Linked DNA regions of Homo sapiens: all the other regions are linked to region 1. Evidence: chromatin loops called from intact Hi-C (ENCODE). Cell type or tissue: IMR-90. All regions are shown on one strand. Links, peaks and the distances in the headings refer to the core of each region. The heading gives the core; the rest is flanking DNA.

Evidence for each region. Peaks named below come from ENCODE experiments on the same cell type or tissue, not always from the same donor. Only the 100,000 strongest peaks of a DNase experiment are listed, where the experiment ranks them.
Region 2: it touches region 1 in a loop (5-fold over the local background); 13 of 110 quality-filtered maps call a loop at or near these places.
Region 3: a loop joins it to region 1, with 4 times the contacts of the local background. A loop is called at or near these places in 5 of 110 quality-filtered maps.

The regions. Positions count from the first base shown.
Region 1 is chr9:84,310,644-84,321,719 of GRCh38, reverse strand. It overlaps SLC28A3 (solute carrier family 28 member 3), which reads left to right. Exons shown (of 18, transcript NM_001199633.2): 2 at 8,266-8,361. Among named protein-coding and RNA genes, the nearest start is that of SLC28A3, 25 kb to the left of the region's middle. In IMR-90, for the core only: CTCF peaks have their summits at 3,927 (motif pointing right) and 6,256 (motif pointing right); a DNase peak (open chromatin) is centred at 6,279; H3K27ac peaks cover 137 bases.
Region 2 is chr9:84,165,153-84,176,228 of GRCh38, reverse strand. No RefSeq gene overlaps it. Among named protein-coding and RNA genes, the nearest start is that of SLC28A3-AS1, 110 kb to the left of the region's middle. RefSeq lists an enhancer at 2,741-3,250. In IMR-90, for the core only: CTCF peaks have their summits at 2,939 (motif pointing right) and 5,210; DNase peaks (open chromatin) are centred at 5,228 and 6,778; H3K27ac peaks cover 2,285 bases.
Region 3 is chr9:83,956,800-83,967,845 of GRCh38, reverse strand. It overlaps a transcript of QNG1 not described here. Among named protein-coding and RNA genes, the nearest start is that of QNG1, 5.6 kb to the right of the region's middle. RefSeq lists an enhancer at 4,528-5,158. In IMR-90, for the core only: no CTCF peak of the experiment used is centred there; a DNase peak (open chromatin) is centred at 8,625; H3K4me3 peaks cover 133 bases; H3K27ac peaks cover 70 bases.

The DNA.
Region 1 (11,076 bases), core at 3,416-8,415:
CTCTATTGCCCAGGCTAGAGTGCAGTGGCGCAATCTCAGCTCACTGCAAGCTCTGCCTCCCGAGTCCAAGTGATTCTCCTGCCTCAGCCTCCTGAGTAGCTGGGACTACAGGCGCCTGCCACCACGCCTGGCTAATTTTTTTGTATTTTTAGTAGAGACGGGGTTTCACCATGTTAGCCAGGATGGTCTCGATCTCCTGACCTCGTGATCCGCCCTCCTCGGCCTCCCAAAGTGCTGGGATTACAGGCGTGAGCCACTGCGCCCCGCCTATAATGTTTCTTAATCTCACAAATTTTGAGGATCAGGAACCCTAAAGGAAAAAGACTTCCCACTGTTGGTCTAGTGTGCCCATTGTGAAAGCATTTTTATAAACAAAAAACAATCTATAATCACCTTGCAGTCTGAAAGTTGCTGCCTTCAGACAGACTAGGAGTTTGCCTATTAAAAACAAATCAAAGAAGCAAATGAGAGTAAGAATAATCTTGGTTTCCACTGATAGATTCAATGAGATTATATCCTTGTTTATCTTCTTTCTCATCTACTGGAAGGTGTTGTGCTGGTGAGAGGATTTCCAGTTCACCGTGGCTAAACAGGTCACATCTTTAGAACTTCAAACACAGTGGACTTTGTTCCAATTAACTCCTAGAAGTAGCACCTTGAACTTTTTAGTAGTCTTTAGCACAACTATAATTAAGTAATCAATTGTATAATTCATGGTTGAAAGCTTTTCTTTCTTTTTTTTTTTTTTCTTTTGAGATGGAGTCTTGTTCTTGTCGCCCAGGCTGGAGTTCAGTGGCACGATCTCAGCTCACTGCAACCTCTGCCTCCCCGGTTCAAGCAATTCTCCTGCCTCAGCCTCCCACCACCACCCTCGGCTAATTTTTGTATTTCAAGTAGAGACAGGGTTTCGCCATGTTGGCCAGGCTGGTCTCAGACTCCTGACCTCAAGTGTTCCACCCTCCTCGGCCTCCGAAAGTGCTAGGATTACAGGTGTGAGCCACTGCGCCCAGCCGACAACTTTTCTTCGAAACTCCCTGAGAATAGGGACCACATATGCAATCCCCCACACCCAAAGCAGTGTCCGTCCCATAGTAGGTGTGCAATAAATATTTGTTGGACAGAGCCCCAGGGAAGCACATATAACATTCAGAGTTAAGCATAAAAGGCTGATACAGCACAGGAAAGGAAGGAGGAACAGTTTAAGTAGAAGGAGGAAAATAATAAAGTGTGATATCACAAAAGTCAGGGACAGATCATTTTGAAGAGGAAGTAGTCTATGGTGCATGATGAAAACTGAATTTAGGGACATGGAAATCATTGTCTTTGGCAAGGGTGATTTCCATGGAGTAGTAAATGTGCAGGCCAGGCCAGGCACAGTGGCTCACGCTTGTAATCCCAGCACTTTGGGAGGCCAAGGCAGGTGGATTATTTGAGGCCAGGGGTTCAAGACCAGCCTGGCCATCATGGCAAAATCCTGTCTCTACTAAAAATACAAAAAAAAAATGAGCAGGGTGTGGTGGCGTGTGCCTGTAGTCCCAGCTACTCAGGAGACTGAGGTATGAGAATCACTTGAACCCGGGAGGTTGAGGTTGCAGTGAGTCAAGATCATGCCACTGCACTCCAGCCTAGGCATCAGAGCGAGAATCTGTCTCAAAAAAAAAAAAAAAAAAAAAAAAAAACAGTGCAAGCCAGGCTGGAATGAGTAAACATAAGTAAAAAGTACAGCTAGAAGATGGACAAAGGATACTTATCTATGAATTTTTGGCTGCAGGGCAATAAAAAATTAATAAAGGTGCAAATATTAGCGTTCAAGGGGGTCAGGGGTTAAGTAATATCGTGTATGGGAAAGCACAGCACCATGGCTGGCAGAGTCATGAGTGAAGGCGTGGTCACATTGCTCTCAGAACAGCTTCTCTGTGAGTGACTTTAGACTTCTCTGGTCTCCTTCCCAAATGCATAGGAAGTTCTTATGGCAGTGTCTTTCTCTACTCAAACAAATCAGCCTAAGTCAGAAAAAGGCAAGGAACAGTAACGGGAAACTAGAGCCAGTTTGAAATAGTCACACATTAATAAACACAAATGATCAACACAAGTATCAAAAGCAACAATAAGAGTGAAAGATAACCCAACAGCCGCAAGGGTAATGGTATCTTGGAGTGGACAATTCTGCATTTGTGACTTTTTACAAAATAATTTTTATGTTTTTATTTAAAAAAATAGAGAGACAAGGGTTCACCATGTTGCTCAACCTGGTCTCAAACTCCTGAGTCCAAGTGACCCGTCTGCCTCAGCCCCCCAAAGTGCTGGGATTACAGGTGTGAGCCACTGCACCCAGTCCATGATGACTTTTAACTAGCCCCCAGCTCTGGAAACCCTGTATTTAAGGAAGAAATAAAAATATACATCAATGCATTTGGAACAATTTAACTCAGGCCTTTTGGTCTTATTCTTGATATGGTTAATGTCATAGATAAATAAAGCTGAACACTCATTAAAGTGATGAAGATGGATTTCAGTGAGTAATAAACTATTGCAGTAGGGAAGAGGGCCCAGCGTGACCTGAAGTAGGAAATTGGCCTACTTATCCTACCTCCTACGTTTTCTTTTCCTTCCCCTTCAAGTAGCCTTCTAATGATTTTTTCTACTTTGGCAGAGGACATAATGTTTATAATTTGTTCTAGAATCATAATCCCTGGAATCATCTTAGATTTTATTATCAAATAGATTCAAAATGTACTAACTCTCTTTTTTTCATAATTTCTCCGTTTATCATTTGTATGGCTTCTTCCTCTAGCAGTTTCTTCAAGAAAGCTCATGGAAACCATATTCCTTTTTCTTTTTTTTTTTTCTGAGACAGGGTTTCACTTTTGTTGCCCAGGCTGGAGTGCAATGGCACAATCTCAGCTCACTGCAACCTCCGCCTCCCAGATTCAAGAGATTCTCCTGTCTCACCCTCCCGAGTAGCTGGGATTACAGGCACAGGCCACCACGCCCGGCTAATTTTTGTATTTTTAGTAGAGATGGGGTTTCATCATATTGGTCAGGCTGATCTCAAACTCCTGACCTCAGGCGATCCAACCTCCTCAGCCTTCCAAAGTGCTGGGATTACAGGGGTGAGTCACCACGCCCGGCCTGGAAACCATATTCTATGAGGACTCACATGTTTAAACTTTCTTAAAACTCTTATTATAAACCTTCCTTTAAGTTTTCTCCTTCGGGTACAGCACTCCCTCTCTTTCCCCTTTCCCTGACATTCCCATACATATGGGTTTCCTCTGCCTCCTGGCTCACAAAGTTCCCAAGGGAAGAATGTTAACAGTGTTCTGAAGCCATAGACATTGCTAGTGTTACAGCCACTCACAGCAGCATACAGAGACTTGACTTCTTGCACCCAATCCAAAGATCCCTCAGCATTGAAAGGTAACAGTGAGCCCCAGGCTGCCCACTGGGTCTCTTGCCACAGGTACTGCTGCTCCTTACCTGGCCTCTAAACCCACACAGGCAGGCAGGTAAAACAAGAACATCTCTGGGGAATGGTCTAGCTAGTGCCCATTAACTCACACTAAGGATTATGCACACCCGAGACTTGAGCCAGAAAGTTACATGAACCAAGTGAGTCAAGACCAATAGATAACGATCAAGGACTTCTAAAATACAGTCTTTGAAAATGCAATCATTCCTAGGCAAAATCCATGCAGTCGAAGAATAACATTTAGAGAAAGGGCCTTAAAACATTTGACATTGGTAGATGGTAAGAGTAAAAAAAGAGTTGAAGTGGGGTATGATCCCAAACAATTTTGAGAGATCAGATTCACCAAACAGATGTTGATTTTGATAAGTCTAATTTCAAATACAGAGGACAACACGACTGTAAATGCCCCAGAACAAGCGAGAAGCAAACTAAACCATGAAATTAACTTAATAGTCAATGAGCACTTACTATGTGTGCCACTGGATGGAGCCACCCAACTTTGTTAGGTAGGTACTGCCTCCATTCCCACAAGAAGCAAGACCACTGAATGAGTGCAAGACCACTCATGCAATTTGCTCTGGCAACCAGGCCAGAGCAAATTCTATAGTGAAGAAAGGCTCTCCTAGCACAGTGGTGGTACCTCTGCAGCAGAAAAACCCCCACCACAAGAACTGAGAAATGGAAGCCAGGCTGTGTGATTACAGCACAGTGCCAGGGAGAGGCTGAAGAATGTCAAACCAGCCATGATGACAAGACATGTCCACAGAGGCAGGAGTCCCCACCCATGTTACTCAAAGGATATATTCCACTTAAAACCAGCGTACAGGGCAGGAAGACCACTATTGTGGCTTGAGAAATGACCACAGAGCCTAGGTGTAGCTAAAAGTGGCCACAAGCTTCTCTGGAACTTTCAACACTTCTATAATTTATACCTTTGTCTTTTAATATCTGGAGTTCAAATCAGGCTTTCTAAGTTCTAATTTCCAAACGGAATTTAATTCCTAGGCACACTACTGTGTCTTTTGATCTTCACCAGGCCCAAAGAATCACTCCTCTATAGGCACAAGATGGTCTGGGGAGGGACAGTCTGGGCTGAGATTCTACCCCAGCCATTTCTGGCTACACAACCCAAGTCAAGTGATTTACTTATCTTTGCCTCAGTTTCCTCATCTGTGAAAATGTGGATCATGGTACCCACCTCATAGGCCTCTTGGAGTTGTTGTTGTTGTTGTTGTTGTTGTTGTTTTGAGACGGAGTCTTGCTCTGTCGCCCGGGCTGGAGTGCACTGGTACGATCTTGGCTCATTGCAACCTCCACTTCCCTGGTTCAAGCGATTCTTCTGCCTCAGCCTCCCAAGTAGCTGGGACTACAGGTGCCCGCCACCACGCCCAGCTAACTTTTGTATTTTTAGTAGAGACGAGGTGTTACCATATTGGCCAGGCTGGTCTCGAACACCTGACCTCATCATCCGCCCGCCTTGGCCTCCCAATGTGCTGGGATTACAGGCATAAGCCACCACGCCCAGACAAGAGTTTTACACAGTGTCTCCTGCCTACTAAATACTGTATCATTTGGTGCAAAATAAAAGCAAAAACCAAAAGTAACAAGAGAAAAGTTAGTTTCATCCCAATAAAGTTGAGGTGGATGGTACAGAGCCGGGGTGAGCCTCCTGCTCAAGGCTTCCAGGGACCCAAGTTCCTCCCAACTCAGCACCCTGACATCACAAGGATGTGGGCCTTGTATCCATGGTCCAGTTGGAACCATCCTCACACTGGGCAGCAAGACAGAGGAAATGACAAAAAGGAACAAGTGCACCTGCCAGCCATCCCTGGCGGAACATTCCCCGAGCTGCCCCCAACAGGGCACCCTTTCTACTTTCATTTCGTTGCCAGAACTTAGTTGCAAGGGAAGCTTGGATATGTAATCTTTTTCCTAGGTGACCATGTGTCAGCTAACATTCTTTGAAAAGGGATACCACAAATAGGGGAGTCATTTTAGAAATTTCCAGTGTTCTAGAAGTTATTATATGGTTTAGAAAGTGAATGAAAGGAAGAAAATAAAAATGCCTCTGTCCATCTCTGCCTCCCTCTAATAGCCACATAGAAAGTGCAAGATCAAAGAAATGGTGGGAAACAAACCCCAGGCACAATGTACTCCTGGTTACTAGGCTGTCCCTTCAAAGGGGGCTCAATCAGGACCCTCATCTTTTAGCACACCTAACAACTAAAACTAACTAGAGAAATTAAATGTGTAAGCTGTAAACGGCCTAGACATACTCACAATGCAATTCCCTCACCTTTCTTACACATTCAACAGAGGGATAGATTTTACCATGAGAACGCAGTCGTGGTTGTAGGGCGTTAAGTGTGCAAAGGTATTTAGTAATGTGAGTTGCTAAATAAATGGAAAGAAACATTGAGCTAAGACATTATCTGGGGCCCCATATCACAGCCCCACGACTCTAATTTAAAAAGAAGAAGAAAGACAGTTGTCTTAATGGTCATTTTCCAGGTACCAGTCAATATCCACAATAACCCCACTAATTCTGTTGGAAATCCTCAAGTGGGAGATATTGTTCTTCCAGAAAATACTAAAAGGCCAAGGCGTATACTCTGTTGGGGGCCAAATAAGACTATTACACAGTGGAGAACAAAACCACACGTGCTCTTGTTGCCACTTAAAGGAGTGCCCACTCTATCCCTCAACACACACACCTTCCACTTTCATTAACTTTAAAAACGTAGGATCCACCCGTGTTCCACCAGTAGTTTTCAGATCCTGCCACCAGGTGGCAGGAGGAATCAACGTCAAGAAGCTGAATCTCCTAATAGAATTAGAAAATGTCAGGATTCCGTAAGGATCCGCAAGAACCCCAAATCCAAACTGTGTTGTATGAATGAGGGAGTTAAGGCTTGAGAGAATGTGGCCTGCTCAGTAGGGACCCTAAGGACTAGCCCCTCAGTGACCTGTGTTCTGTTACTCCACCAATTCATGTTTGGTTTTATTTTTAACTTAGTATTAAGGAACATTTTAGCATCCACCAAAGTAGGAGAATAATAAAATGATTCTCCGGGTACCTGTCAGCCAACTTCAGCAATTAGCAACATTCTGTCATCTTCCCATACTATGTATATTTTTTCTTTTCATGCTGTTTGTTTGTTTGTTTTTTGAGACTGAGTCTCGCTCTGTCGCCCAGGCTGGAGTGCAGAGTGGTGTGATCTCAGCTCACTGCAACCTCTGCCTCCCAGGTTCAAGCAATTCTCCTGCCTCAGCCTCCCAAGTAGTTGGGATTACAAGCACCTGCCACCACGCCCAGCTAATGTTTGTATTTTTAGTAGAGACGGGGTTTCACCATGTTAGCCAGGATGGTCTCAATCTCCTGACCTCGTGATCCGCCCACCTTGGCCTCCCAAAGTGCTGGGATTACGGGCGTCAGCCACCACACCCAGCCCATGCTGTATTTTTATACCAAGAACCCAAGGGTACTACATTGCTGTGCTAATGCAACATTAAAATTACTGTGGGTCATTAATTCAAAACATTGTTAGTGTCTGCTATATGCAAAGAACTGTAGGATATAAGCAACTGTAACAAAAAAGGAAGTATGGCACAATACTTTGATGCATGAATCTTGTACTGTAACTTTTTTTTCATGTTTATTCATTCTTGTGTTTCAGTAAGTAGAAAATGCAATACAACTTGGAATTGCAATATTTGCTGGATTCCTGGGGCCAGTCAGAGATCTAAGTTAAAATTAGAGTCATACACTTGGTCTTTGAAGATGCAGTCATAGTCGTTGGGCTAACAGAAGGCATTTCCTGACACCATTTATCCATTACCTCACTCTAGAAAACGGCAAGTTGAAATGAGATGGGAGAAATATTAGATACCTCAAAAAAGATAAAAGAGACAGGAGACAGGTCCAGTGTTTGTCACTTCTGGAAACAGCAGCTGAGGGGTCCGGACGGCCCTATAAGAGCAAATCTCGTTCAGTTCCTTAAAGTAAAATCAAGACAGCCTCACACACACACAAAAAAGGGCATTTTTCTTATGACCATTACTGCCAGAGATTGCTTTAAACCAAAAAAAACCCATTTCAACATTTCGTAAATCTAACATCTAAGAATAAGGCTATTCAGCCTATGGTTTACCACGTTTTAGTTCATTTTATAAGTTGAAAATCAGTGTGATGTGATAGAAAGGAGAGTGGAAACCTGCCCCTGGTCCCAGCTCTGCCTATTGGAAAGTTATCAGGCCGAGATGAGGGCAATTGTCCTCATTCCTCTCTTCCCCTGGACCACTTTTGTATCAGAACAAAACAAAGCAAAAGTCATATGTTTCTTTTCTTTACTTTCTTTTCTTTTCTTTTTTTTTTTTTTCAGGTAGAGTCTTGCTGTGTCTCCCAGGCTGGAGTGCAGTGGCATGATCTGCCTCTGGGGCTCAAGCAATTCTCCTACCTCAGCCTCCCAAGTAGCTGGGATTATAGGTGCACAACACCACGCCCAGCTAATTTTTATATTTTTAGTAGACACAGGATTTTGCCCAGGCTGGTCTCCCCTCCCACTTCGGCCTCCCATCATGCTGGGATTACAGGTACGAACCACTGTGCCCAGCCGATCATCTGTTTCTTTACAAGCCCAGGATTTGTCAGCTGTTTGTTGAATCGGATGCTTCATCTGAACACCTAATCTTTGTTTGTCTCATCCTCCAAATTCCTCTAGGTATTTTTCATGAAAGAACATCTGTCTTTTGGCTGTAACTTTTTATTTTTTCAATCTGCACTTTTTTCTTAGAATGAAGAAAACTTTCTTGAGAACGAGAACACATCAGGAAACAACTCAATAAGAAGCAGAGCTGTGCAAAGCAGGGAGCACACAAACACCAAACAGGTACAGCAAGACTGTGGTGCATGACTCTAGTACCATGGCAGCCGCTGCGCAACAGGCACCTGAGAACAGTGGGCACAGAAAGCATGGCGCCCCACTGGCACGCAGAGGAACAGATTAAGTGGTAATTAAAGTGTGTGGGGGCATAGTCGTAAAGAAAACACACACGCCCAAACAAAGAGATTTTGTTTTTATCCACCTGTCCTCAGAGTTCCCTGATGGGAAGCATCACTTCACTATTAGGAGTTCCAAGCTCCATCTCAAGGAAAAAGGCATTGGCTTAGACAAAAGCATCTGAGCTTTAACGTAAATGACAGAAACAAGAGGAACCCTCTACTATGGTTCTGAATCTGGGTCCATCATGCACTCGCATTCCTTAGTAGCTTTATACCAGTCCGAGGGACTCTTGCTTAATTTCACTTACATGTTGAATTCTGGACAGGAGTTTATTTAAAGATGGCTTCCTGTTGCCAAAAAGGTGAACAAATTACCCATGTAGGTCACCCCTTAAAAGGTAATTCAGGGCCGGGCACGGTGGCTTATGCCTGTAATCCCAGCACTTTGGGAGGCTGAGGTGGGCGGATCACTTGAGGTCAGGAGTTCAAGACCAGCCTGGCCAACATGGTGAAAACCCATCTCTACTAAAAATACAAAAATTAGCTGGGCGTGGTGGCGTGTGCCTGTAATCCCAGCTACTCTGGAGGCTGAGGCAGGAGAATCACTTGAACCCAGGAGGTAGAGGTTGCAGTGAGCCGAGATGGCACCACTGTACTCCAGCCTGGGCGACAGAGCGAGATTCTCAAAAAAAAAAAAAAAAAAGGAATTTGGGGTGCCCACTAGTGTGTCATTTTGTGAGGAGTTTTCTCGTGGTAAAAGAATCACTTTTTTTTAAAGTAGACAATTTGGAAAACTTATTGTAGCAAAATTTGGAAAACCAAAAAAGGCTTATAATTCAAGAAAAAAAGTCAGTGCCTAACATTTTGGAACACAGCCTTTTTTAATGCAAACATACACCCACATGCATATGTCATCTGTATTGGAATCATACCATGCATAGTACAGTGTTTGGTAACTGTCTATTTTGCTTAATTGATTGTAAAAAATGTTCACTAAGTATTCTTCAACAAACAAAAAAGAAAACAATACTTATGTCCACATAAAAACCTACACATGGATGTTTAGAGCAGCTTTATTTGTAATTGCCAACACTTGGAAGTAACCAAAATGTCCTTCAGTAGGTGAATGAATAAATAAACTGTGGTACATTCAGACATGCAGTGTCTTTCAGCGCTAAAAAGAAATGAACTATCAAGCCATGAAAAGACATGAAGGAGCCTTAAATGTACATTACTGGGTAAAAGAAGCCAATCTAAAATGGCTACCTATTGTGCGATCCCAACTATACGACATTCTGGAAAATGCAAAACTATGGAGACAGTAAATAGTGCTTTCAAGGCATCAGGGGGTGGTAGGGACAAATAAGAAGTGTGGGGTTTTTTGTTTTTTTGAGATGGAATCTCGCTCTGTCAGCAGGCTGGAGTGCAGTGGCACAATCTCAGCTCACTGCAGTCTCCACCTCCCGGGTTCAGGTGATTCTCCTGCCTCAGCCTCCCGTGTAGTTGGGATTACCGGCACCCGTCACTGTGCCCAGCTAATTTTTTTTTTTGTATTTTTAGTAGAGACGGGGTTTCACCATGTTGGCCAGGATGGTCTTGATCTCCTGACCTTGTGATCCGCCTGCCTTGGCCTCCCAAAGTGCTGGGATTACAGGCATGAGTGACCACGCCTGGCCATAAGAAGATTTTTAGGGCCATGAAACTAGTATGCCTGATACTACAATGGTGGATACATGCCATCATACATGCGTCCAAACCCATAGAATGTACAAGACCAAGAGAGTCTCACTGCAGACTTTGGGTGATGGTGATGTGTCCATGTAGGCTCCTCAGTTGTAACAAATGTACTTCTCTGGGTTCATTTGATAGTGGGGAAGGTGAGGGTGGGTAGACAATACATGAAAAATCTCTATAGTTTCAGCTCCATTTTGCTGTGAACTTAAAACTGCTCTTTTAAAAATATTTTTAAAATATTTTTTTCATAAAAACAAAAATTTAGATATTTTTCAATTATAAATGAGGATATGAAGGCTGAGGAGTAGCTACTGGATTTGATAGCAATGGGCCTTGGGTGACATTGGCAGGATGCATTCAGCAGAAGCACAATCACAGTGGGTAGAGAAGTGGGCAGGGTGTGAGGAAGTGACCTCCAAAGAGTAAACACAACTCTCTCCAGCGGCCTGGCTGTGAAAGGAAAGAGCGGTGCAGATGTCCCATGATTGTGGGAGTCAAGGGAGATTTGTAGTTGTTGTTTTTAAAACATGAGAAAAGATGGAAAAATAAGAGCCAACAATAGTAATGTTAGATATACCATAGATAGCAGGTAACTTGGGGTACTTTCACTGCAAGAAAATAATAATGATGACCATTTAAATCAAATATTTACCAAACATTGACTATTGGCTAAGCTGGGAATTAGATAGAAATAAATAAATAAGACTCAACTCCAGCCCTTCCTCAGAAGCTGCAGCTTGGACTCAGCTGGTCTCTCTTACAATTATCCTCACACCTTCCTTGTTCCTAGGGTCCAGCCCAGAAAATGAAGGTAATCTGAATCAGAAGAACAATGGAGTTTGGCCTCGTGGAATTATAGGATTTTTGA
Region 2 (11,076 bases), core at 2,641-7,640, 140 kb after region 1:
GTTTCTCAATGCCAAATCCAAGAACATGTTCCATGTGATTACTTAGAAAGCATTTCACCAAAACGTTTTTCCTCAAGTATATTCAGATATATTCTACCCATCCTTTCTTTCTAGACATTACTATCAGTTGTCTCCATTTCAGCCCCTGGTGTATGCTTATGACCAGGGCACATTGCCTTGTGGTTAAGGATGTGAGTTTTGGAATCAGAGATTCTAGGTTCAAATCCCGCATCCTCCCCTATAGAATGCCTCTCGGAATTGATGGAGAAGAACAAGCAGCGTGGCAGCCACAGAGCAAGCACTGAATGTATGTGAGGTTCCATTATTGTACCATGAGCAAGAGGTTCCATTCCAAGCTGGGGGGAGGGAAGGTGGGATCCTTCCAAACTGCCGTCTACCTCAGTGACTTTCTCTCTCCAGCACTGCAGGATGAGAGGCCAAGGAAACACTGTCCTGAAACCATCCTCGCTCTTTTCAAGTGTTCTGCAGAGAGGGCACTCTGCCCCATCTTCTGCATTCCACCTGGGGCTGCGAGTCCCAGATGCCACTCTGTAAATATCAAGTGCCTCCTAATAACAAAACTCAAAATCTGGGAGGGCAGACAGACCACAAGGAGCAGGCTGACGAGCACTTTCTGAACCTCTTCAGTTTGTTTATGTCTCCAAGGCCTGCTTTTAGTCTCAGCCAATGTTCATGTAAAAACTTTCTCTCCACTGGAGATAATGATGCTTAAAAGACTCATGGCAGGAGGGACTCTGTGGGTGGAGCAGTCAAAAGAGCAGAGTTTTGGGGGTCAGAGAGACCCCAGTGAAAATCCTGGCTTTGCCCTTTAATAACTGCTTTGTCTGGTAAGTTTCATCTCTTCGCTCAAGTGGAGATGACACTGCCTTCTTCACAGGGCTGCAGCCACAATTACAGATGGCAGTGAAAAGGGCTTTGCTCATCAACTGGCCTAAAGGACTGTTTTTATGACAGATAAATCCCAAAACTTAATGTTACTTATTTCTAATCTCTTCTACTTTAGCCCTGGAGAAATGTTGCTGAAAAGGAACAAAACATCTGATTAGACTTTATTTCTTTTTTAAATCTTTCTTTCTCTATTTCAGACTTTAACTAATGGGAAAGTGGCCACAAGTATGTTGAACAGAAAAGGAGAGAGAACAAAGGGTTTCGATAACCCACAAACTATACCTGCTATTCTAGGTGGGCCGAATTTTGTCCAGCATCAAGTAGACAGATACTCAAAATGAAAAATATGCTTTATTTGTGGATGTCAGAAAAGATTTAATTAGAGGCAGCTTTAAAAACTGGGTGATTAGGGTCAAGCAATTTCATTGACACATTAAATAAGACTTACAGTTGAGTATCATGCCAAAGTTAACTACTTAGAACTACCAATATGTACGAAATCTGGGTAGATGAGACTGCTGGTATTACCCAATATCTATTCTCTTCTTCCACAGCAAGAGAATTTTTAGCTGAGCATATGAACTCCCAGAATAATAACTGCATTTCTTACCCTCTCTTGCAGATAGGTGTGGTCAAGTTATTAAGTTCTAGGCAAAGAAATGTAAGAGGAAGTGGTGTATGCAACATCACAGAAGTGTCCTTATAGGGAAGCTTCTTTTCCTCCTTTCTGCTGGCTGGAATGGGGACATGATGGCTTGAACTGGAGAAGCCATTCAATGTTCCCTGGTATTATGAATAATCACACCAGCCCCTAGACCATTTACTCAGACTTTCACATGAAAAAAATAAATTTCCATCTTTGTTCCACCACTCATTATTTTGGATTTTCTGTTGCTCACAGCTGATTCTAATCCTAATTCAGTCTGGGTGGCATGAATATACAATTGGCTGTGAATTGTTGAATTTCTTGATTTTTTTAATGCATCAAAATCAGGCATTAAAATGCATTGGCTTGGTTTTCTGTATTTGCTGTTTCTGCTATTAACAGAAGTCCTGCTTTATGAAGCAACAGGAACTGCCTTGGTTATTGTTTATATAAAATTTGCTTTGCATGTACAAAAATCTCATTTATCTTGCCATCTGATACTTGGTAGATTTGGGTGTTTAATGGATCTTTGTTACCAAATATTTTTTCACTCATTGTATACAGATGCTGCTCTTGGGCTATAGCCATCCTTCCTAACAAGCAAAAATCCTCAGAAGATATTTCCAGGTTTTTTTATTGAGGATGCGGGTGGTGATGGATAGCTCATCTCCCCGAAGTCATCCAGTAACCCAATTCTACAGACACTTTTTTTGTTGTTGTTGTTATTTGGATCAGGGCTCCATCTCCTCATTCCTCTCCTTTGTTTTATTTTTTGCTTTTTTGCAACAGAAACAGAGATCTGAATTACATTAATAAAATAGAAAAACAGAGTGTCTGCCTGTCCTCCCCCTCTCCCTCTCTTCCTTCCTTTTTTTTTTCCTCTCTCTCTCTCTCTCTTGACTTTGAGTGAAATATGCCTTTCTAAGACTAAGGCAAATGAACTTTTGGGAGGAAGAGGATCCAAATACATAAAACTTTGCATAATCTCTCAAGGGCTGGTGAGCCCCTGGGAGTCTTTTCAGGAACACTGAATTAAGGACCAGTGTCCTTGAGTTTATTCCAGAAAGCTGGAAGCGCTCCAGTTTACAGGTAACCTCAAGCTCTAATACAATTATCCCCCATTCACACTCTCCCTTTGTGATTTGTCAAATACCCGAATACCATTACTTTCCACTTCGGTTTAAATTGACTCACTTTTGAAACTTAAGCTTCACTAATATCCATGAAATCACAGATACGGTGTGCAATTTATATTTTTTCTAATACATGTTAAAACACATGGCCATTAAAATAAAAGTATGTGCCCATGTGCCATTGTTTTAGGTTGGGTTGAGACTAGGACTAGAGTACAAATCATCTATTTGAGAGGTGTTCCCAAGAAGCACCACTAGGGGGCCGGGGAAATAAGTGTGAAGAGAGGAAAGTCAATCCAGGGAGCATTACGGTCTTTGGGGTTGCATCCCTGCGGACCCCCTAAGAAAGCTGGAGAATGAGCCTCAGAGTTTTACCCACCATCTTCCCTTCGTCATTCTTTGAAAGCTACTCTCGTGGATGTGACCATTAACTCCTACCACTGCAGGCCCGCTGTGAAGGTGGGCAAGCCAGCTCCTGCAATCTGAGTTACAGACATTTGCAGTTAAGAAGCCGTCAGCACAGGCCGGGCCGGGCGCGGTGGCTCACGCCTGTAATCCCAACACTTTGGGAGGCCGAGGTGGGCGGATCACGAGGTCAAGAGATCAAGACCTTCCTGACCAACATGGTGAAACCCCGTCTCTACTAAAAATACAAAAAATTAGCTCGGCATGGTGGCGGGCGCCTGTAGTCCCAGCTACTCGAGAGGCTGAGGTAGGAGGATCGCTTGAACCCGGGAGGCGGAGATTGCAGTGAGCCGAGATTGCGCCACTGCACTCCAGCCTGGTGACAGAGCGAGACTCCGTCTCAAAAAACAAACAAACAAAAAACAGAAGCCATCAGCACAGCGAGGAACTGCAAGTGCCTAGGTAGTTTGCTTAGGGCACTAACCATATCTGCTTCAACTACCTAATACATCTTGCATCCCACCATTAGGATATATGCTGCATGTTGGACAATCCTATACAAAGGACCTGAAACCAATGTTTTTTAGCATAAGAGGACAATTTGGTCAGGTGGAGTAGGCATCTAGCTACATATTATAATTTTTTAATGTCAGAAAACGTCCCCTCCACAAATAGATCTCCTTTTGAAACTCCTCCCCCTCCACTTCATCCTTTCTTCTCAAAGTAAGGTGCTAAAGTCTTTTCGCGGGAAATGTTATCTGGGAAGAATAAGATGTTAAGTCATTAGCAGCCAACAGTTTAGATGTCATTAGCTTAACAAATGAGATAAAGCCGAAAGGCTCTAGCTAATATTTGTAATTATTTATATCACATTTGCCTTCCCCACTGAGAGCGTAAATCCCACAGGGGCAGAAGCCAAGGCTGTTCTGTTCACTGCCGCATTCCCAGAATTTAATGTTGTGCCTGGTACACAGCAGTCCTCAGTCAACATTTATTAAATGAATGGATAGAGGAATAAATAGAGAGTAAGAGATATAGCAGATTCTGACAGAAGAAGAGAAAAGGGGGAAAGAGCTTATACTTCTCTTAAATTGGCAGAAATTATAAGTGGAAGGCAGGTGGGACAGGAGGAAGACATCAAGGAACTTGGTAGAGAGGAGAATTAAGTGCTGCAAAAGTCTTCACAAGAAAGTTTGCCCATTTCAACTCAAACACCAAAAACTAATTCAAGAAATAAAATCTTATATCTTACCTTCATGGCACAAAACATTTCTAAATATTAGAAAATGCTGTTGGAACAACTCAATGACATTGTTTTCATTAAATGTCACAATCTTGATTTATGTGCTACATCTTTGTGAACTCTGGAAAATTTTAGGATGACTAAAAAAAGATGTGATAAATTAAATTCCTCTACTCATTCGGCCTATATATATTGGGCACTTAATCAAATCACCATATAAAGGAGGTGGTGGAGGAGCTCTCTGAGCAGGCTTTGTGTGGGAAACCCCGCAGATGCTATTTAAAGATAGATCCCTCGATCCCATCCTAGATCTCTAATCAGAATCTCCAGGGGTTGCACGTGGAAATCCGAACTGTTAAATACCCTGTGTTATTTGGATGCAGGCTATCATTGCAGGTCAGTCAACCCACATTTGGGGATCCTTTCTACAGAGGATGCAAAGATGCTGCTGCTGCTGCCATTTTCATCAAGGAGTTTGCAATCTCAAGTGGATTTTTAAGACATAGATAAAAGTAACAAAATATAAATTAGACGACAAGTATGGCAGATCATTGACATTCTCTCAGGGAGACTTCATCTGGGGAGCCGGATTTGATCTAGATCATGACAGATAAACAGATGTACAATAGGGAGGCCAGAAGTGGGGCTGAGTGGATTTGAGGAAAGAATTTGGTGAACTTCTAAAACTCAACAAGAAGTTTGTTTTCATTATTGTAAGATCACAGACACTGGAAGAGACCTTTGAGATGCCTGGACTTCTGTTCACAAGGAAGGAAGGGCTCTGAGGGATAAAGAGAGCAGTACTGACAGCATGCACTGAACTTCCAGGCGCAGGCTCTCCACCCCGCCTCCCTGCCTCCTGTTGGTCTGACCACAGAGTTAGGAATGTGTTTCTGTTACTCGGAGGGACTGCTTGGCTCATGTCCTGGAGCATGCACTGCCATATGGGACCAGGTGTCAGGAACGGCCTCCTGGGGGCCAAGCAGACCATAGGGCCAGCTGGCAGGCTTTCCACCTCTCAACAAGGCCCTGTTTCATTCTGTCCTGTCACTTACAGAAGCTCCAGGGACAACAATGTTGGGGAGGGTGAGAAGAACACACACACACACACACACACACACACACATACAAATATGCACACACACCCCCTCAGTGAATGAGTAACTGCAGAGACACTGAGACGCTGCCATTGCCCAGGCTGGAGTCACGTACCAGGGACTTTCTGTCAGAGACTTCGCATATTTGGGCTTGTGACAAACTGCATGTGCTCATCCACATTCACCAGCAAGAACCTAATGGGCCTACCTCTTCAGTGGTGCCAGGCCATCCGGACACACTAGCAGGGGTCCACCAATGAGCGTTCTGTGTCCCAGCCAATGAGGGCTATTCTCGGAGATAGAAAAACCACTTGATCCAACCTGGCTCCTCTGATTTAAGGCATTGCTGAGGTAGCAGTGGCTGCACTTCTACGAACCGTAAAGACTCAGCGAAATTCTTAAAGTAAGACTTGTATTGAAACGTAACATTAAAAAAAAAAAAAGTTCACAAATTATAAGCAAATCATGTAACCAGCCCTCAGAACAAAGAAATAGAACAATACCAGCACCCTAGGCTAATCAGTAGGATGATTTCCAGCACAATTTACTAGTTTTGCCTGTTTTTGAAATTTATCTCAATTGAATCATATTAATACATTATATTTTATCTTCAACATTTATGATAGGTGAATGGTTAACAAGAAATTGCCAGCAAAGTTCCCTGCAAGTTTAAAGAACTACAAGAGTAGAAATACAGTCACGTGCCACATCATGATGTTTCAGGCAAGGATGAACTGCATATACAAGGGTGGTCCCATAAGATTAGAATGAAGCTGAAACATTCCTATCGCCCAGTGCCATCATAGCTGTCATATTTAAAAACAAACAAAAAAATGTTAACTGTAAAACAGTCTCAGGCAGGTTCTTCAGGAGGTATTCTGGAAGAAGGCATTGTTATCACAGGAAATGACAGCTCCATGTATGTTCTTGCCCCTGAAGGTTTTCTAGTGGGACAAGATGTGGTGGTGGAAGACAGTGATATTGATGATCCTCACCCTGTGTAGGCTTAGGCTAACGTGTGTGTTTGTGTCTTCATTCTTAATGAAGAAGTTTAAAAAGTGAAACAATATTAATAGAAAAAAGCTTATAGAATAAGCATATAAAGAAAGAATTTTTGGACAGCTGTACAATGTATTTGTGTTTTACACTAAGTGTTCTTACAAAAGAGTCCAAAAATGTTAAAGTTTATAAAGTAAAAAAGTTACAGCAAACTAAAGTTAACATATTATTGAAGAAAAACATTTTTTATAAGTTTAGTGTAACCTAAATGTCCAGTGTTTATAAAGTCTATAGTAATGCACAGTCATGTCCTAGGCCTTCACATTCACTCACCACTCACTCACTGACTCACCCAGGGCAACCTCCAGTCCTGCAAGCTCCATGCATGATAAGTGCCTTATACAGGTGTACCATTTTTTATCTTTTATACCATATTTTTACTGTATCTTTTCTGTGTTTAGACATACTAATACTTAACCATTGAGTTACAGGTGCCTGTAGTAATCAGTATGTAACATGCTGTACAGGTTTGCAGCCTAGGCTCAATAGGCTGTACCATACAGCCTAGGTGTGTAGTAGGCTCTACCAGCTAGGTTTGTATAAGTTCTTTCTATGATGCTCCTAAACAACACAATCGCCTGACTATGCACCATATATCCCCATCATGAAGTGACATATGACTATATTTAACAACAGAGTTTATTCTAGTGTAGACTAGGAGAGCTGTCTGGCTCAGACTTCACTCTCAGGAAGAATCTCAAATTTAGATCTTTGACATCATCTCCAAATGATGTTAATGTACATTTAGAGATAGATACACCAACAGGGCTGGAACTTTAGGCCCATCATACAATTTTAAAGCTCTGTTCCATTTCTGGACTATATCTTCTATCATGAATTATTATTGTAAAGAAATCTTACTATTTGATGAATTCAAAATTACCTTGAATTTTTGTGTTAAAAGCACTAAATATTTAAATGCAAACAATATATATTATATATACTGCTATTTTGGTAACCTTGTGTTGGCTTTCTCCATTTTTAAAGTCTCAGAAAATTAGAAGTGGTCCAGGCTTCACTTAACTTCTAAAAAAGGCCCTGCTTAGTGACATCGCTGGAGGTTTTGTTGCCAGGCTCAGGGGAAGGGCGTGTGCTGCCAACAGAGCCCCCGAAGATGGAGAAATAAGGAGATTGGCTGGGAAGGAACTGATCCCATCCCATTCCTAACAAGTCCCTGCCAGTGAGAAGTCACTTCGTAGTCCTTTATTTTTTTTTTTCATGACTATTATAAAAATAAGTTCCTATAGTACTTGGAAAGACATTTATGAATCTTCTTACTTTTAATTCAATGGGTCATCAGACTTTCATCTTTGCCAAATCCCCTTTATGCCTTCAATTTTTGCCCATGTTTCATTGATATCTAGATACATAAGTGCACTTTCCTTCTGAAGTGTCACACCACGACGCCACCACCTCTGGGGTGTATTTCTCAATGTGAGTTCCTTAGATCACCTTCGCTGGAGGGACCCAGGGTGCTTGTTCCTCATGCATATTCCTGACCCACCCCAGCTCTCCTGAAGCAGAACCTCTAAAGATGGGGCCCAGAAATATGCATCTTAGGTTCAACACCTGCGGCTTCTGCATCACCATATGTTCCTCCCTTAAGGCAGCGGTCCCCAACTTTTTTGGCACGAGGGACCAGTTTCGTGGAAGATAATTTTTCCATGTACAGGTTTGGGGGATGGTTTCGGGATGAAACTGTTCTACCTTGGATCATCAAGCATTAGATTCTCATAGGGAGCACACAACCTAGATCCCTCGCATGTGCAGTTCACAATAGGGTCCGCACCCCCAAGAAAATCTAATGCCGCTGCTGATCTGGCAGGAGGTGGAGCTCGGGAGGTAATGCTCACTAGCCCACCACTCACCTCCTGCTGTGCAGCCAGGTTCCTAACAGGCCACAGACTGGCACCGGTCCATAGCCTGGAGGTTGGCGACCCCTATTTTAAAGAACTGCCTAGATTTCTGCCTTTCTAAAAACATTCATTAGGCCGGGCGCGGTGGCTCACGCCTGTAATCCCAGCACTTTGGGAGGCCGAGGCGGGCGGATCACGAGGTCAGGAGATCGAGACCATCCCGGCTAAAACGGTGAAACCCCGTCTCTACTAAAAATACAAAAAATTAGCCGGGCGTAGTGGCGGGCGCCTGTAGTCCCAGCTACTTGGGAGGCTGAGGCAGGAGAATGGCATGAACCCGGGAGGCAGAGCTTGCAGTGAGCCGAGATCCCGCCACTGCACTCCAGCCTGGGCGACAGAGCGAGACTCCGTCTCAAAAAAAAAAAAAAAAAAATTCATTAACATATTTTAGTAGCATGCATCCCCAGTTTACATGAAGATCCACTACTGATAGGAAAACCGCATTGGAGCTAATAATGCTCAGAGAAGCAGTTAAATATGAAGGTTAAAAGCTTGATGCCTTGTTTAAGATCCAGCTCAGTTACATCCTGGCAGCATGTCCTGGAAACTCAACCTCTCTAAGCCTCGGTTTCTCACTTGTAAAATGGGAAAACGACAGCACTGCTGTGGTTTGGACGTCTGTCCTCTTTAAACTTCATGTTGAAATGTGATCCCCAGTGTTGGAGGTTGGGCCTAACGGGAGGTGTTCGAGTCGTGAGGACGGATCCTACATGAATAGATTAATGTCCTCCCTCTTAGGTGACTGAGTTTTCACCCTACTATTAATAGTTCTTGCAGAGCTTGTTGTTAAAAAGAGCTAAGTACCTCCTCTCCTCTCTCGTTTCCGCTCTCTCCTTGTGATCTCCGTACACACCCGCTCCCGTTTACCTTCCATCATGAGCGGAAGCAGTCAGAGGCTCTCACCAGAGGCAGATGCCAATCCTGAACTTTCCAGCCATCAGAATAACGAGCCAAATAAACCTTTTTTCTTTATAAATTACCTAGCTCCAGATACTCCTTTATAATAACACAAAACAGACTAAGACAAATACCTAACTCAGAGTCCTTGTGAGAATTAAATTAATGTTCATTAAGCACTTAGAGTGTGCCTGACACACAATAAATACTCAATAAGTAGTCCCTATTCTAATCTTTATGACTACTTGCAATTTAGGCTTTTAAAGTAAATATTAAAATTACACAGTAACACCTGATATTCAAGCAATGTAACCAGATTTTAAAGTTTTACTAAAAAGTGAAATGGTGGCAAGGCACGGTGACTCATGCCTGTATTCCTAGCACTTTGGGAGGCCGAGGTGGGCGGATCACTTGAGATCAGGAGTTCAAGACCAGCCTGGCCAACATGGTGAAACCCCATCTCTACTAAAAATACAAAAAACAAAACAAAACAAAACAAAAATTAGCTAGGCATGGTGGCGCATGCCTGTAATCTCAGCTACTCGGGAGGATGAGGCAGGAGAATCGCTTGAACGCAGGAGGCGGAGGTTGCAGTGAGCCAAGATCGCACCATTGCACTCCAGCCTGGGGAACAAGAGCGAAACTCCGTCTCAAAAAAAAAGAAAAGAAAGAAAAGGGAAGGGAAGGGAAGGGAGGGGAAGGGAGGGGAAGGGAAGGGAGGGGAAGGGAGGGGAAGGGAGGGGAAGGGAGGGGAAGGGAGGGGAAGGGAGGGGAAGGGAGGGGAAGGGAAGGGATAACATCCAAAGCTTACACACATGTAAGCTAACACTTGTCTGTACTGCTCCTGGGAAATGTACCAGCATACTCCAGGAAAACAACTTGGCCACAGAGCCTTCCAAGTTGATTTCCTGGCTGTAGGTCTCACACATACATTGTTAAATTGACCCCCCATGGGAATGTCATAATTTTGATGCTACTGTGTCACTTTTACTCAATTTCTGATTATTCATTTCCAGGAAAAGAGTACAATTGACTTGTGTATATTGACACATCTTGAAATCTTGCTAAATTCACACATTGTTTAGTCACTTTTTTGAAGATTAGGATTTTCTTCATATTTGTTATCTTCAAGTAAAGACAGTTTGACTTCTTCCTTTCCAATATATATGACTTTTACTTCTTTTTCTGGACTTTTTACACTGGCTAGGACCTCCAGTACCATGTCAAATAGAAAGGGTGACTGCAAACATCCTCGCTCTGTTTCCATTCTCACGGAGAAAGCATCCAGTCTTTCACTATTAAGTATGATGTTCGTTGTAGGCTTTTGTATATGCACATTATCAGGGTGAGGAAACGCTATTGTATTCTTAATTTCTTGAGACTTTTTTTTTCATGAATGGGTGTTGAATTTTGCCAAGTTTTTTTCCTGCATCAATTGTGATATAATATGGCAAGTTACATTGTTTCATTTCCAAAATTTAAACTAACCTTATATTCCTGGGATAAATTCACTTCATCATAAGGCATTATCCTTTTCATACATTGGGGGATTAGTCTTGCCAATATTGTGAAGATTTCTCCATCTATGTTCATACAGGAGAAAATGTGTTTTTATTTTCCAATGTTTTGGAGCTTGCATTCTTCTAGCCCTAAGGTATTGCAGGATAGAGAGCAAATTGCCCAAGATCAAATTGCATTTTCTCTGTCAATATCACCACTGCATTAGTCTGTTCTCTAAATGCTATAAAGAAATACCTGAGACTGGCTAATT
Region 3 (11,046 bases), core at 5,757-10,756, 360 kb after region 1:
ATAACTGCAGAGTATGGTTCCCGGCTCATATTTCTGAAGTACTACTTATTAACCTCCAGCTGTCCAGAAAGCTTGAAAACTGTTTTTGTTTTGTTTTGTTTTGTTTTTTGAGACAGTGTCTTGCTGTTTTTCCCAGGCTGGAGTGCAGTGGCATAATCTTGGCTCACTGCAACCTCCATCTTCTGGGCACAAGCAATCTTCCTGCCTCAAAACAGATGAACAACTATATAGGAAAGGAGTCATGAATGTAATTATTGAATTTAGGTCAGAGGCTTGTGTATAATAAAAGTAACAGTTGGGCAGTTCTAGAATTCATGTAAGTATTAATAGTATGAACAGAATAATGTCTTTTAAGGGAAGTAGAGTTGAGTGACATTTAGTTTGGGGAGGGACGTAGAGTGATCTTTTGATTAATGAAGAACATGAAGTAAATGTCAAAATATTACTTAAAACTAGTGAATGCTACCTGTGGTATGGTTTCCCCAGTGTGGTTGAGTTGGGGTTGCTCAGGGTGAAATGAGCCCTTACCCCTAAAGAAAAATGACAAGGACACTTTAGTCAAATTGTTAATCCTACTGAAGGAAAGCATCCCTGGAGAGAACACTGGCTTCCAAAGCTTTTATCTGTTACCTGTAAATGAGTTATGTAACACATGGACCATTAGCTGCAAATGTTTTCACTTTTGCATTTTACAATAATTTCAGACCTTAAACACATCATTCTACTGAAGACTTAATGGATTGAAGAATATCTGGTATTGATATCTTTGATATACAGCTTTGGGAGGGAGAGGGGCCTTTTGCATTGCCACTGCTATTGATTGGTAAATGGTATTTAAAATTTGGGTGAGAATTGGGACAGGTTGGGAGAATTTTCACAAAGGGTGGGAGAAGTGAACATAAGCTCTTTAATTAAATGGAATATTGAGACAATTTTGTAAGAAGTTACTGGTGTATAATGCTGACTTAGTTTCAAAAATTTAGCCTAACTTTTTGTAAGTTAATTACCAAAATGCCAACAGACAGAAACCAAGTTGTACTAGTTATCTCAAGAATTTAAAACCTTTCCCTACTATTCAAATTTTGTTTGCCTTTGTTTTATTGTACTGAGACATATAATGTAAAATACTAAATCTGATCTAATAGCAAAGAAAATCAAACCAAACAGCAAAATTTCCTTTTAAAAAACCCTTTCATTAGTTTTAAGGTTTTTTAGTACTCAATTACTACCGTTCCACGTGAATTAGGTAATGAATTGCTTCAGATTGCTGTGATTCGAAGTAAATTTAATTAGCCTCGGTGCAGTGGCTCACACGTGTAACCCCAGCATTTTGGGGGCCAAGGTGGACAGATGGCTTGAGCCCAAGAGTTTGAGACAGCCTGGGCAATATGGTGAAACCCCATCTCTACAAAAAATTAGCCAAGCATGGTGGCGCGTACCTGTAGTCCCAGTTAGGAGGCTTGAGGTGGGAGGATCGCCTGAGCCCGGGAAGTGGAGGCTGCAGTGAACCTTGATGGCACTACTGCACTACAGCCTGGGTGACAGACCCTGTCTCAATCCAGTAAGTTTTTATGTTAAAGAGAACCAAAAAAAGGAGAAGAATTTTTGTTTTTAAAAAGATGGTCTGGCTGTGTCGCCCAGGCTGGAGTGCAGTGGTGCTATCTCGGCTCCTGGCTCAGGCCATCCCCAGAGACCTTCCTATATTTCAGACCGGGGCAAGAGCAGTGGGAGATGATTAATGAGAGAGCAGAAACTCCAGATGGGTTGAAAAGGACGCCAAAAGCACAAAAACAAGGCACTAGCCTCACTTCTAATTTGAAACCCTGCAAAGTGTTCCTATGACCACATGGGATAGAAAGCACAGAAGACCGAGAGATACACAATGTTTGGCACAGAGATGATCTGAGATTACAGACACAAACACCCCACAGAATTTTCCTTTGATTCCCAGATGTCGTAAGAGGGACATCACTTGAGAACCAATGGGACTTGTGATGGGGTCATTATGGTGAAAGATAGGGTTACTGCATAGTAGCAGCTGTAAGATAAAGAGCCCAGCTAGTGGCTGGATACAGATGGCAGAATAGCAAAAGATTTGCAGTACCAGTGAAAGCCAAGGCGAGATAGTCAAGGAGAGACCACTGAATTGAGTGCCAGTTATATTAGCTTTGGCGCACACCTATAATCCCAGCTGCTCAGGAGGCTGAGGCAGGAGAATTGCTTGAATCTGGGAGGCGGAGGTTGCAGTGAGCCGAGATCGTGCCACTGCACTCTAGCCTGGGCAACAAGAGAAAAACTCCGTCTCAAATAAAAAAAGGAAGACCAGTTTTTTCTGCTATCAGTGGGAATGGGAATTTATGAGAAAACTCACAAGGCATATCTAGGAATTTACCCTGGAATTACCAAGAAACAGGAGAGTTAAGACTAATGCAATCAAACCATAAATTCTAGGTGGAGGTGATCTCACTTGGAATGGGCCTTCAGATCATTTATTCATACTTTGTGTCTCAAATTGGTACCAATTCTGTGTATAGTTCAGACTCTGGAACTCGGGATCAGGCTGACACTGCTGAGACTGCATCATGGTTTGACCAATTTTCCCTGCCCTGTGCTCCTTTCCTCATTCTGCTTCAACTGAGAGCACTCTCGAAGTGAATCAATTGCACAAAAATCCCTGGCTTAGGCTCTGCTTCTAGGACTTGATCTAACACAGTTAAGCTGAAGCTAAAGCAGAAATGTACATCACCCACATATCCTGGACTTGATTGTGATGCAGCAAATAATGAGACTGGGTTGTCTCCCTCAGAAGAGGGGGTGAGAAACTTATGAAGAATAACTGCATTATACTAGTATTTCTGAAAGTACATGAGAAAAAAATTCTTGAATGCTGAACAGCTAAAGGGTGAATTATAATGGACATCTTATTAATACCACATCAGTTTCCCCTTTCTAATTGCACACAGTTTTCCTTGAGTTTTTCTCTCTCCATTGTACATAGGCTTGAGGAGAAAGAAATCCTGGTCCTTAACGGGTTATTTTGTCACCCCAGAGGGTGGACATTTGATTTAGGCTTGGCCAACCAGACTCTTTCTCCTGAGATTTTCAATCTTGAGGAGAATGATGCAAGCAAGCTGTAATGCTTATAGGTTTTTTTGGGTTTTTTGTTTGTTTTTTGAGATAGTCTCCCTCTGTCACCCAGGCTGCAGTACAGTGGCATCTCGGCTCACTGCAACCTCCGCCTGCCAGGTTCAAGTGATTTGCCTGCCTCAGCCTCCGGAGTAGCTGGGACTACAGAACTACAGCCACCACACCGAGCTAATTTTTTTTTTTTTTTTTTTTTTTTTTTTGAGACAGAGTCTTGCTCTGTCACCCAGGCTGGAGTGCAGTGCTGTGATCTCTGCTCACTGCAAGCTCCGCCTCCCGGGTTCTCGCCATTCTCCTGCCTCAGCCTCCTGAGTAGCTGGGACTACAGGTGTCCGCCACCACGCCCGGCTAATTTTTTTGTATTTTTAGTAGAGACAGGGTTTCACCATGTAAGCCAGGATGGTCTCCATCTCCTGACCTCGTGATCTGCCCGCTTCGGCTTCCCAAAGTGCTAGGGATTACAGGCGTGAGCCACCGCGCCCCGCCTTTTTTTTTTTTTTTTTTTTTTTTTTTTTTTCAGTAGAGACACGGTTTCACCATGTTGGCCAGGCTGGTCTTTTTTTTTTTTTTTTTTTTTTTTCCTGAGATGGAGTTTCGCTCTTGTTGCCAGGCTGGAGTGCAATGGCGCAATCTTGGTTCACTGCAACCTCTGCCTCTGGGATTCAAGCAATTCTCCTACCTCAGCCTCCCATGTAGCTGGGATTACAGGCAGGCGCCACCACACCCGGCTAATTTTTGTATTTTTAGTACAGACGGGGTTTCACCATGTTGGCCAGGCTGGTCTCAAACTCCTGCCCACCTCGGCCTCCCAAAGTGCTGGGATTACAGGCGTGAGCCACCACACCCAGCACAGACTGGTCTTGAACTCCTAAACTCAGTTAATCTGCCTGCCTTGGCCTCCCAAAGTGCTAGGATTCAGGCATGAGCCACCATGCCCAGCCTATAGTTCATTTTTTAAATAGCACTAATTAGAAGACAACTTTGGGCAGTTTCTGCTCTCAAAACTCTAAAGCTGCCGGTTTTCTGTTTATGAGTCTGGTTACCCAGCCTTCTCTTCCATCGTGTGAGCTTTCTCATAACCTTTCAAAACATTCCTCTCACCGCAAAAATAATAACTGTGAGGTAATGCATTTACTAATTAGCTAGATTTAAACATTCCACAATGCAAGTATACTTCAAAACATCATGTTGTACGTAAGTACATATAATTTTATTTGCCAATTAAATTTTTTTTTTTTTTTTTTGGAGACAGTCTTGCTCTGTCGTCCAGGCTGGAGTGCAGTGGCGCGATACTAGCTCACTGCAACCTCCGTCTCCCAGGTTCAAGTGATTCTCCTGCCTCCGCCTCCTGAGTAGCTGGGACTACAGGCTCGTGCCACCACGCCTGGCTAATTTTTTGTATTTTTAGTAGAGACAGGTTTTCACTGTGTTAGCCAGGATGGTCTCACATCTCCTGACCTCGTGATCCGCCCACCTCGGACTCCCAAAGTGCTGAGATTACAGGCATGAGCTACCGCACCCGGCCTTAAAATTTTTTTTTTTTTAATTTTGCTTAGCCATTCAGTGGCTATTACATGCAGCCCTTCAATTAAAGAGGTTTATCTTATACAGGCAGCATTGCTAATTTAAGGGAGGACAGCAACAAAATAATGGATGACAGCTCTTGCTCCACCTCAGCTGCCACTGCTGCCAACCAGTTTCACTAGACCATAGTTACGCCATGTCTGGGGCTGATCAGTCATTTCCTAGAAAGTGCCAGGCTCTACCTCAAGGTTGAACAGGCAGGACAATGAGTAACATACCTGGGCTCTTTTTTTTTTTTTTTTTTTTTTTTTTTTTGAGATAGGATCTCACTTTGTTGCCCAGGCTGGAGTACAGTGGCAGGATCTCTCCTCACTGCAACCTTTGCCTCCCAGGTTCAAGCCATCCTCCTGCCTCAGCCTCCTGAGTAGCAGGAACTAGAGGCGCGTGCCACCATGCCCAGCTAACTTTTTTAAATTTTTTGTAGAGATGGGGTTTCACCATGTTGCCCAGGCTGGTGTTGAACTGATGGACTCAAGACAATTTGCCAGCCTCGGCCTCCCATAGTGCTGGGATTACAGGTGTTAGCCACCATGCCCAGCCCATACCTAGGGTTTCTGGCTTTTCCTTCACTTTCAGACTTGGATAAAATGCCACACCTCACAGGGATACGACTTCCTGAGTAACCACCAAAGGAGCTGGATGATGCAACCTGGAATTATGGAGGAGTTAACTCCCTGTGGGGCAAACTGTAACCAATGGGAATTTGTTTTCCTTCCTCCCAAAAACTGCCCTGAGGCAGTTTGTCCAGAAAGTTTGTCGAGAGACTTCCCCAAAGACTGTGCCAGCACTCCTACTGAGTGACTAGCTGTGTCTCTCTGAGCTCACCATGAAGCAGTGGCAGGACAATACAGTGTCCCCGTCAATGTCCACACCCAAAGATTGCACCTCATAGATTAAATATCAGCACTTAACCCCTGCCCCAGATTCTGTTTTCAAGGGAATCCAAGTTAAATAATCCTTTGTACCTGTTTATTTTTGTACTGTTTTAAAATAATACTTAGCTCTTCCTCCTAAGTAGGAAATATTAACTTCACTAATTAAAAGCAAAATATGGGCTGGGCACAATGGCTCACGCCTGTAATACCAGCACTTTGGGAGGCCAAGGCGGGCAGATCACGAGTTCAGGAGTTCAAGACCAGTCTGGCCAACATGGTGAAACCCCATCTCTACTAAAAATACAAAAATTAGCTAGGCATGGTGGCACACGTGTGTAATCCCAAGCTACTCAGGAGGCTGAGGCAGGAGAATTGCTTGAACCCAGGAGGTGGAGGTTGCAGTGAGCTGAGATCACGCCACTGCACTGCACTCCAGCCTAGGCGACAGAGTGAGACTCTTTCTCAAAAAAAAAAAAAAAAAAAAGCAAAATATGGTTCAAAAAACTCTAACTGGCTTTGAACTGTAGTAATAATGTTAATGATATATAATGGGAAACAATAGATTTATTCCATTATAATTTAATATTTTAAATCAGAAATTGAAGTAATTAATAGGCATGGTTTTCACAGAAAGATTCCATTCTATCCCTAAGTCATATCCTATAAATAGGAAACATTCCAAACTCAGTAAGGAGAGAGTAGGAAGAGCTTTCAATGACACTAAGAAAACCAGGAAAATATAAATGCCCTGCAAGCCAATGGACAATTTCAAGGAAGTGCTCAATCTTAAATGCTAAATATGGATAAATCAAGAAGAAAAGGAACAGAAAAATTACACTGTAGTGAGCCATATCTCTTTTCTGCTATGGCTTCATGGGGATTCAGTCTGTCATTTTGTGTATATAAAAAGAAATAAAAATAAGAGATGTCTTACCTCCACAAAATCCATTTCACTTCTATGCATAACTCTTTGAGCACATATGGGAAACTATGTCCTCCCACTAGCGATGTCTATTGTCCATCCACTGCTCTAGGCAACTTTTGCAACTTCCTCTGTTGCCCAGGCTGGAGTGCAGTGGCACGAACACAGCTCACTGCAGCCTCGACCTCTTGGGCTCAAGCGATCCTCTTGCCTCAGGCGCCTAAGAAGCTGAGACTATAGGCACATGCCACCACACCTAGATAATTTTTTTTATTGTTTTTTGTACAGACAGGGTCTCACTATGTTGTTGAGGTTGGTCTCAAACCCCTGAGCTCAAATGATCAGCCCGCCTCGGCCTCCCAAAGTGCTGGGATTACAGGCATGAGCCACCACACCTGGCCGACCCTCCATTTCTTTAATGCTATAGCCTATCATAGAAAATAGAAGATATAGCAATAATCATTCCCAAGAGCTTGACATGTAATTTAGCTAATCAAAAATGATGACTCTCTTGATGACTGGAATAATCTAACTTGGATACTGTTCAAGGGGGGGAAAGTTATATGGACACATCATTGATCATGTCTTCCTCCTTTGTTAACCTTTAAAATGCAAGCTTAGAGGTTATTTAGAGGTCATCACTATCTCTTCAAAAGCCTACCCCTGCAAGGCATAGTAGCTCACGCCTGTAATCCCAGCACTTTGTGAGGCCGAGGCAGGCGGATTACTTGAGCCCAGGAGTTCGAAGCCAACCTGGGCAACACAGCAGACCCCATCTCTACAAAAAAATTAAAAATTAGCTGGGTGCAATGGTACATGCCTGTAGTCCCAGCTACTCAGGAGGATCACTTGAGCTGGGGAGGTCAAGGCTGCAGTGAGCTATGACTGCACCACTGCACTCCAGTCTGTGTGACAGAGTAAGACCCTGTTTCAAATAAATAAATAAAGCCTATGCCTACAGGGTACAGCTTCTGCCAAAGATTTATCTATCTCTATCAGGAGATAGAGACCATCCTGGCTAACATCGTGAAACCCCCGTCTCTACTAAAAAAATACAAAATATTAGCCGGGCATGGTGGCGGGAGCCTGTAATCCCAGCTACTCGGGAGGCTGAGGCAGGAGAGAATGGCCTGAACCCGGGAGGCGGAGGTTGCAGTGAGTGGAGATCGCGCCATTGCACTCCAGCCTAGGCGACAGAGCGAGACTCCGTCTCAAAAAAAAAAAAAAAAACCAAAGTCGGGTGTGGTGGCTCATGCCTGTAATCCCAGCACTTTGGGAGGCCGAGGTGGGCAGATCATGAGGTCAGGAGATCGAGACCATCCTGGCTAACCGGGCATGGTGGCGGCTGATAGAACCGGGGCGGGGGGGCGGCGGGGGGCTGAGGCAGGAGAATGGCGTGAACCCGGGAGGCGGAGCTTGCAGTGAGCCGAGATCGGGCCACTGCACTCTAGCCTGGGCGACAGAGCGAGACTCCATCTCAAACAAAACAAAACCAAAAAACAAACTCAGGTTGCCATCAAAAGGACTGCAGCAATTCCAGGCCTTACATTCAAGGTCAATCAGGTCCAGAGGGAGCCTGAATCACTTCTGAAAATTCTCCTGGAAGAGTGAGGAAAAGCTTTTCTGCAAGCATTCTGCAAATCTTGCAACTCACTGAGGTGAACTGGGAAATATGCATAAACCTAATCCAGTTGCTGGCAAGAGGGTGATATTACCAGTCCTGACTACCCTTGAGTCTGAGGATGCTAAACTAAGCTACAAGGGAGTGCAGTTGAGAGATGGATTCCTAAACAGTATCACAGTATCTATTGGGAAGGAAAAAGCAGGAAAACCATGTTCAGTAGGTGAAGAACTCACTTTTTTTTTTTTTTTTTTTGAGACAGTGGGTTGCCCAGATTGGAGTGCGGTGGTGCCATTTCAGCTCACTGCAACCTCCGCCTCCCAGGCTCAAGGGATCCTCCCACCTCAGCCTCTGGGAGTAGCTGGGACTACAGGCTCCAGCCACCTGGCTAATGTTTTCTTTTTCTTTTTTTTTTTTTGTAGAGACAGGGTTTTGTCATGTTGCCCAGGATGGTCTCGAATTCCTGGGCTCAAGTGATCCTTGGCCTGCTAAAGTGCTGGGATTACAGGCCTGAGTCACCACGGCCAGCCCAACTCATTTTTGTATTCTCAGCATCTTGTAGACACACTTAAAAAAACAAAAACAAAAATCCCAGACACACACAGTTTTGATTTATCTCAAAGTTGAGTGAAGGAGGCATGTTTTATTCTTGTGTATACTACTTTTAGTGCTTAAATACCTTGAACATAGGCAGGAATTTGACTTTTTGGGTGGGAGGGGGAACGGGGGGGGGTCTCACTTTTTCTCACAGTCTGGAGTGCAGTGGCACAATCTCACCTCACTGGAATCTCTCTGCCTCCTGGGCTCAGACGATCCTCCCACCTCAGCCTCCCTAGTAGCTGGGACCACTGGCGCATGCCACCACACCCACCTAATTTTTTGTGTTTTGGGTAGAGACAGGGTTTCCCCATGTTGCTCAGGCTGGCCTCGAACTCATGCACTCAACTGATCCACCCACCTTGGCCTCCCAAAAAGCTGGGATTACAGGCGTGAGTCACCACATCTGGCCGGCATTTGACTTTTTTCTATCAATAAACCTCAGTGAGAGAAAAGGGTCTAAGTTATTTACCCTTCTGGATTATTTTGCAGATTGCTAGATTTCCTTGCTAAATCAATTTGTCTCCCAAGACTTAGGTGCTGTGGTAGAAAGGAAAAATCCCAAGCCAACAGACTTACATTTCCTTAACAACTGTATTAATGTACTAGTGACTTTTTCTGGAAAACGTATCATAGTGGAGTCCTTAAAGTTCCTTTTTCTTACCAAAATGAAGAAACTGGAGTGATGAAGATCTGCTTTTCTAGGGTAACAGCTGTCAAATTTAAAAGCTCCATTTGGGGCCAGGTGTGGTGGCTCATGCCTGTAATCCCAGCATTTTGGGAGGCCAAGACAGGCGGATCACCTGAGGTCAGGAGTTCGAGATCAGCCTGGCCAACATGGTGAAAACCTGTCCCTACTAAAAATACAAAACTTAGCCGGGCGTGGTGGCGGGCACCTATAATCCCAGCTACTCGGGAGGCTAAGCCAGGAGAATTGCTTGAACCCAGGAGGCGGAGGTTGCAGTGAGCCGAGACTGTGCCACTGCATTCCAGCCTGGATGACAGAGTGAGACTCCGTCTCAAAAAAAAAGCTCCATTTGGGAGGCCGAGGAGGGTGGATTACCTGAGGTCAGGAGTTTGAGACCAGCCTGGCCCACATAGGGAAACCCCATCTCTACTAAAAATACAAAAATTAGTCAGGTGTGGTGGCTGACACCTATAATCCCAGCTACTTGGGAAGCTGAGGCAGGGAGAATCACTTGAACCGGGGAGGTGGAGGTTGCAGTGAGCTGAGATCATGCCACTGCACTCCAGCCTGGGCGACAGGGTGAGATTCTGTCTCAAACAAACAAATTTAAAAGCTCCGAATCCTCCAAAAATACCAAGATTTTCCTGTCGGTAACTAGAGATGGGTACTGATGATTATTTTTAATAGGTGATTTTCAAAGATGTGAACGTTATCCATGGAGATTTAAGTCTCCAAAAGGAAAAAAAATGCATACCTTTATACTAAAACTTCATCACCAGTCAAATTTGGATCATCACTAAATTGGCTTCTACACCTCTCTCCTAATATAAGGTACTTGTGTAAGTTTGCAGTTGTGAGACACTTATTTCCTCATTTTTAATGTCTTCTCAGTAGGGCCACTGATATAGTCACTATTTGACTGACCAGAATGGTTGGCACTGGTGATTGGCTCATAAAGTGCCCTCGATTTAGGGGGCTCAATTATCAAAGGTTTAAATCCTAGCCCAAACCATTGCTGTGATGGGGGTTAATCAATGAACCACTCAGCTTCACTTGCAAAAGCGGGATCACAATAGCCGCTTTCGTCATGACCCAGCCTAGGTGAGATTTAGTACTTAAGTACACTGCCAGGCACACAAGGTTAATTTAACAATTTAACACATTTGTTTCCTCATCCATTTCTCCAAACCTTCCAACTAATCCTAACGTTCGTTCGGCCAAATGGGCCAGGAATTCACTTAAACAAAAACAAAAAACAAAACAAACAAAAAAACACTCCCTGGGGCTTGGGGAAGGAGGCACCGCCGCCCATGTCGCAGTCTGGGGGTGGCTCAGTCCTCAGCACCCAGATCTACGGCCATAATGCTCTTCGAGGCCAAGGAGCCCGGATGCGGGGCGTTGCCGAAGGCGTCTTGCTCAGGCTGCGGGAAAGGAGAGGGGTGGGAGCGGGGTGGGGGCATCGCGACCCAGGGCAAGGCGGCGAGTCGCCGTCTTCGAGTCCCACCTGTCCGAAGCGGGGTGAGAAAAGGCAAAACATGGCAAAGCCATGCACCTCCCAGGGTGGGCAACTCACGGCCGGTGAACGCCGGACCCTTAGCAGTTTCCAGACCTTTGG